Linked DNA regions of Homo sapiens: region 2 is linked to region 1. A link is an interaction called in ENCODE POLR2A ChIA-PET data of the cell type or tissue named here. Cell type or tissue: PC-9. All regions are shown on one strand. Links, peaks and the distances in the headings refer to the core of each region. The heading gives the core; the rest is flanking DNA. Region 1 overlaps EHBP1 (EH domain binding protein 1). Region 2 has its middle 150 kb from the start of MIR5192.

Region 1 (2,924 bases), core at 185-2,684:
CAGGCTACAATATTAATATATAAATTCAATTGTGTTTCTCTGTAGTCACAATGAACAATCAGAAATCAATATTGAAAAAAATACCATTTATAGAAGCATCCAAAACAAAAAACTCAGGGATAAATTTGAACAAAGATGTGCAATATGTATATACCGAAAACAACAGAACGTTGCTGAGAGAAATTAAAGAGTGAAATCAATGGGAAAAAATACAATGGCCATGGATTCAAAGATATAAGTTATTTTCAGTCAATTTATAAATTCAGTGCCATCCCAATCAAAATTTTAGCATGCTTTTTAAAAAAATAATTTGTCAGCTGTTTATAAAATGTATGTGGAAATGAAAGGGACTTAGAATAATCAAAACAACTTTGAAAAAGAGCAAAATTTGAGGATTTATACTATCTGATTTTAAAACTCATTAACCAAGACAGTGTGGTATTAGTTTACTAATAGACTGTAGGTGACTGGAAGAGAGCCTGGAATTAGATTCATACATATATTGCCAATTTATTTTTGACAAAGCTAGCAAAGAAAATCAATTAGGAAATGATAATCTTTTCAAGAAATGATGCTAGAACAATTAAATGTCCATATGCCCCTCCTCAACAAAAAAAAAGCTACAATTCTTACCTTCCACTGTATAAAACATTTATCTAAAAATAGATCACACAACTAAAAGTAAGAATAAAAACTGAAGATTCAGCCAGGCACAGTGGCTCACACCTGTAATCACAGCACTTTGGGAGGCCGAGGCGGGCGGATCACTTTAGGTCAGGAGTTCAAGACCAGCGTGGCCAACATGGTGAAACCCTGTCTCTACTAAAAAAAATACAAAAACTTAGCTAGGCATGGTTTCAGTCACCTGTAATCCAAGCTACTTGGGAGGCTGAGGCAGGAGAATTGCTTGAACCCGAGAAGTGGAGGTTACAGTGAGCCAAGATCACACCATTGTACTGCAGCCTGGGCAACAACAGCAAAACTCCACCTTAAAAAACAAAAAACTGAAGATTCTAGAAGAGGACATAGGAAAAAGTCTTAGTGACTTTGTATTTGGGAGATTTCTTAAGTAGAATGCAACAAAACACAAAGGATAAAACAAAAAATGGTTAATTTGTACTTCATCAATATTAAAACGTTTTTCTCTTTATAAAACTCTTACAAAAATGAAAAAGCAAGCCACAGTTTGGCAGAAATGATTTGCAATACCTGCATCTGGCAAAAGACGTATCCAGAATATGTAAAGAACTCTTTTAACTCAGTAATAAGAAAGGGGAGGCCAGGTGCAGTGGTTCATGCCTGTAATCTCAGCTACTCAGGAGGCTGTGGTTGGAGGATCTCTTGAGCCCAGAAGTTGGAGACCAACCTGAGCAGCATAACAAGAGTCTATCTCTTAAAAAAAAAATTTTTTTTTAATTAGCTGGGTGTGATAGTGCACACCTGTGGTCCCAGCTACTCAGGAGGCTGATATGGGCTGATCACTTGAGCCCAGGGTTTCAAGGCTGCAGTGAGCTATGATCACTCCATTGCACTCCAGCCTGGGCAACGCTGTGAGACCTCGTCTCTAAAAAATAATAAATTTAAAAATTTATTAAAAGAAAGGGGGAAATATTCCAACAGACATTTCACAAATGAAAATATTGTATAGGAATGGAGAGATGCTCAGCTTCATTAGTCATCAAGAAAATGCAAATTGATACCACAATAAGATATCACTACACACCTACCCAAATGACTAAAATTTACAAGACTGACTATACCAAGTATTGTCAAGGATGTGGGGCCACCGGAACTCCACAGAACTCTCAGAGTACTTCTGAATGGTTCAACCATTTTAGAAAAAAGTTTGGCAGTCTCTGAAAAAGTTAAACATACATGTATCACTTGACCCAGACATTCCATTTCTACGTTTCAAGAGAAGTGAAAGCATATGTCCACAAAGACTTCTACATAAATATTTTAACAACTTTATTGATTATAATAACAAAATGGGAACAATTCAAATATCTATCAACAGACAAATGGATAAACAAACTGTGGCATATCCATACAATGCAGTACTACTCAGTAATAAAGAGGAACAAACTGTTGGTAAATTGCAAGATCATTATACTGAGTGAAAGAAGACAGACCAGAAAATACTATACTGTGTGATACCATTTATTTTAAACTCTAGAATATGCAAACAATCTATAGTGAGAAAAAACAGATCAGTAGTTGTTTACAATCAGAGCTGGAGGGAGGAAGAGATTAAAAAGGGGCATGCAGGAAACTTTTGGAGGGACTGGAAATGTTTGGAAATGTTTGTTATCTTGATTTGTGCTGATGGTTTCACACTTGCATGCATGCATAAAAAATACTCATTAAATATTTTCAAATGTAAGCCATGTATTGTTTATCATTTATACCTAAATAAAGCTGTTTTAAAAAGAACAGCAATCTTTAACTTTAATAGCAGAAATATTATATCACGTGAGTGATATCCAGCTTGGAATTCTTGGGCCTTTAGGTCTATTTGATGTAAATAACTGGTGTGTGACGGGAGAGATCTTTAAAATATTTAATAATAAGTAATATAATTATATGATCACTTGTGAGACTATATGAGTCTTTGCTTTCTTTGGAAATACATAAACTTTTGTGTATTAACATTATTTAGAACTTGGGAAAAATAGTTATTTCTTTAAAAATGCAGGTTGAAAGGAAAATATTTCAAAACACTCTATATGTGGGTTGAGAGGGGAATAATAATAAGGCTCCTTTGATTCATGAAAGTTTGGGGTAATAGCTTTGTGCAAAAGGAGAAATGTTATCTCTCTATTGTGCATTGGTTAGCTCTTATTTTAAGCACTATTTGACTACTAGTTGTTGTATTTTATAAGGGGCATTGGTGATTCAGAATGTTAACAAAGTAGAGAAAAAGA
Region 2 (2,924 bases), core at 186-2,685, 510 kb before region 1:
TACAGGCGTGAGCCACTGTGCTCCGCCTAATCGCCGCTAACCTTTTACGCTTGCTTGGTAAGAACACATTTTTCTCAGCCTTTTGTATTCAAACTTTCTTTTTTTCTTTTTCTTTCTTTTTTTTTTTTTTTTTGGAGACAGGGTCTCACTCTGTCACCCAGGCTGGAGTACAGCGGTGCCAGTTTGGCTCACTGCAACCTCCACCTCCCAGGTTCAAGCTATTCTCCTGCTTCAGCCTCTTGAGTAGCTGGGATTACAAGTGTGCGCCACTACACCTGGCTAATTTTTGTATTTTTAGTAGAGACGGGTTTTGCCTTGTTGGCTAGGGTGGTCTTGAACTCCTGGCCTCAGATGATCCACCTGCCTCGGCCTCCCAAAGTGCTGGGATTACAGGGGTGAGCCACTGCACCTGGCCACAACCTTTCTTAATCATTTTGTTTTATCATTAGGTTTTACTTTGTGATTAAATATGAGAATGTCTTTCAGCAGGTGATTGTCATATCAACAAGCAAGTCATCTTACTTGTTGATATGACAATTATGTGTTGGTCTATTATCTTTGCTTTATTATTGTTTGTGTTTTTAGTGATAATTTGAAAGGTGTGTATTATTTTTGTTCTAGTAGCTACCTTTATCACTTTTTTAAGAAATAATTTTTAGAAAACGATAAAGACATAACCCTCATGTAGATACAAGAATGAACATGTGTTGAAGATTTTATTTTTCTCCTTAATTAGCAAGGGAACCAGTCAGGAATGATAACTCTTTCAAAGGAAAAAGTCAAAGGAACACAAATTTAAATGGACAAAGAGATTGAATTACAAATGGAGGCAAACTGGTTTTTCCACAAGGGAAAGAACTCAAAGGAAACTCTCCTAGGTAATACAGTTTGCATATCTATCAGTCACCTACGATTTACAAAGAGATGCAAAATAGCTCAAAGACAATGAACAGGACCAAAAAATGCAGTTTTTCATTGAAGTACAAAATTGCTTCTTATAGTCTTAATATTAATTAGATAATTACTAATTAGTGATAATGTAACCGCCCAACAGGTTCACCTTGCCCGCTGCCTAGATGGAGCTGATGTATCAAGACAGGGGCACTGCAAAAGAGAAAGAGTTTAATTCATGCAGAGCCAGCTGTACGGGAGACTGGAATTTTATTATTATTCAAATCAGTCTCCCTGAAATTCGAGGATGGCGGATTTTAGGATAATGTGATAGGCAGGGGCCAGTGAATCAGGAGTACTGATTGGTTGGGTCGGAGATGAAATCATAAGGAGTCAAAGCTGTCCTCTTGTGCTGAGTCAGTTCCTGGGTGGGGGCCACAAGACCAGATGAGCCAGTTTTTTGATCTGGGTGATGCCAGCTGATCCATCAAGTGCAAAATATCTCAAGCGCTGATCTTAGGTTTTACAATAGTGATATCATCCCCAGGAGGGCCAAAATCTTTCAGCCTCCATCTGCGTGACTCCTAAACCATAATTTCTAATCTTGTGGTTAATTTGTTAGTCCTGCAAAGGCAGTCTAGTCCCCAGGTCAGAAGGGGAAGGGCATTGTCCTTGTTTGGGAAGGGACATCATCCTTGTTTCAAAGTTAAACTATAAACTAAGTTACTCCCAAAGTTAGTTTGGCTTATGCCAAGGAATGAACAAGGACAGTTTGGAGGTTAGAACCAAGATGGAGTTGGTTAAGTCAGATCTCTTTTACTGTAATAATTTTCTCAGTTATAATTTTGCAACTACAGTTTCAGTAATACTCTTAATCTTCTGTTTCTTTAGACATATCTATCAATTTTGTTTATAGGATGAGCAGCTAATTCCAGTTTCCCTGGGAATTTCCTGGCTTCCACACTGAAAGTCTCTCATCGTGGGAAACCCCTCAATCGATGGAAAACCAGGACCGTTGGTCACTGAAATTTTCTACTATAAGAAATGATAGAATTATTGTAGTTCTACTTTGTTCCATTTTTTTTTTTTTTTTTTGAGATGGAGTCTTGCTCTGTTGCCCAGGCTGGAGTGTAATGGTATGATCTCGGCTCACTGCAACCTCTGCCTCCCGGTTTCAAGCGATTCTCCTGCCTCAGCCTGCTGAGTAGCTTGGATTACAGGTGCCCACCACCACGCCCAGCAAATTTTTGTATTTTTAGTAGAGACGGGGTTTCATCATGTTGGTCAGGCTGGTCTTGAACTCTTGACCTCAAGTGATCCACCCGCCTTGACCTCCCAAAGTGCTGGGATTACAGGCGTGAGCCATCATGCCTGGCTCCACTTTTTTCCTGAGGAAGTTTTTATTATTTATTTATTTTAAAGATAGGGTGTTGCTCTGTCACCCAGGATGGAGTGGAGTGGTGCAATCACGACTCACTGCAGCCTTGACCTCCCGGGCTCAAGTGATCCTCCTGCCTCAGCCTCCCAAGTAGCTGGGACTACAGGTGCATACCACTAAGCTCAGATAAATTTTTTATTTTTTGTAGAGATGAGATCTCCCTAAGTTACCCAGGCTGGTCTTGAACTCCAGGGCTCAAGTGGTCCTCCCACCTCAGCCTCCCAATGTGCTGGGGTTATAGGAGTGAGTCACTGTGTCTGGCCATGCCCAGCTAATTAAAAAAAATTCTTTTACAGAAGGTGTCTCACTGTGTTGCCTAGGCTGATCCAGAACTCCTGGCCTTAAGTGATCGTCTCTCAGCATCAGAAGCTTTTTTTTAGATAATAGTGGTACAAAACCTTGACTATACCTGAATAAGTTTTTTAAAATTCGGATGCTTGGGGCCCAACCCCAGAAATTCTAATTTAATTGGTCTAGGATATGGCTTGGCCATCTAGGATTTTAAAAGTCTACTCAGGTAGCTCTAATGTTCAGGCAAGGTTGTGAATTGCCAATATGTAAAGATATGGAGCCATCTGCAAGATGTATTGAATGC

Evidence for each region. Peaks named below come from ENCODE experiments on the same cell type or tissue, not always from the same donor. Only the 100,000 strongest peaks of a DNase experiment are listed, where the experiment ranks them.
Region 2: POLR2A ChIA-PET joins it to region 1 with 7 read pairs; 1 of 35 experiments calls an interaction of 5 or more read pairs at or near these places.

Annotation. Positions count from the first base shown.
Region 1 is chr2:62,867,389-62,870,312 of GRCh38, forward strand. All of the region lies in intron 9 of EHBP1 (EH domain binding protein 1), which reads left to right. Among named protein-coding and RNA genes, the nearest start is that of EHBP1, 160 kb to the left of the region's middle. In PC-9, for the core only: no CTCF peak of the experiment used is centred there; no DNase peak of the experiment used is centred there.
Region 2 is chr2:62,354,115-62,357,038 of GRCh38, forward strand. No RefSeq gene overlaps it. Among named protein-coding and RNA genes, the nearest start is that of MIR5192, 150 kb to the left of the region's middle. In PC-9, for the core only: no CTCF peak of the experiment used is centred there; DNase peaks (open chromatin) are centred at 847 and 1,277; H3K4me3 peaks cover 943 bases; H3K27ac peaks cover 2,061 bases.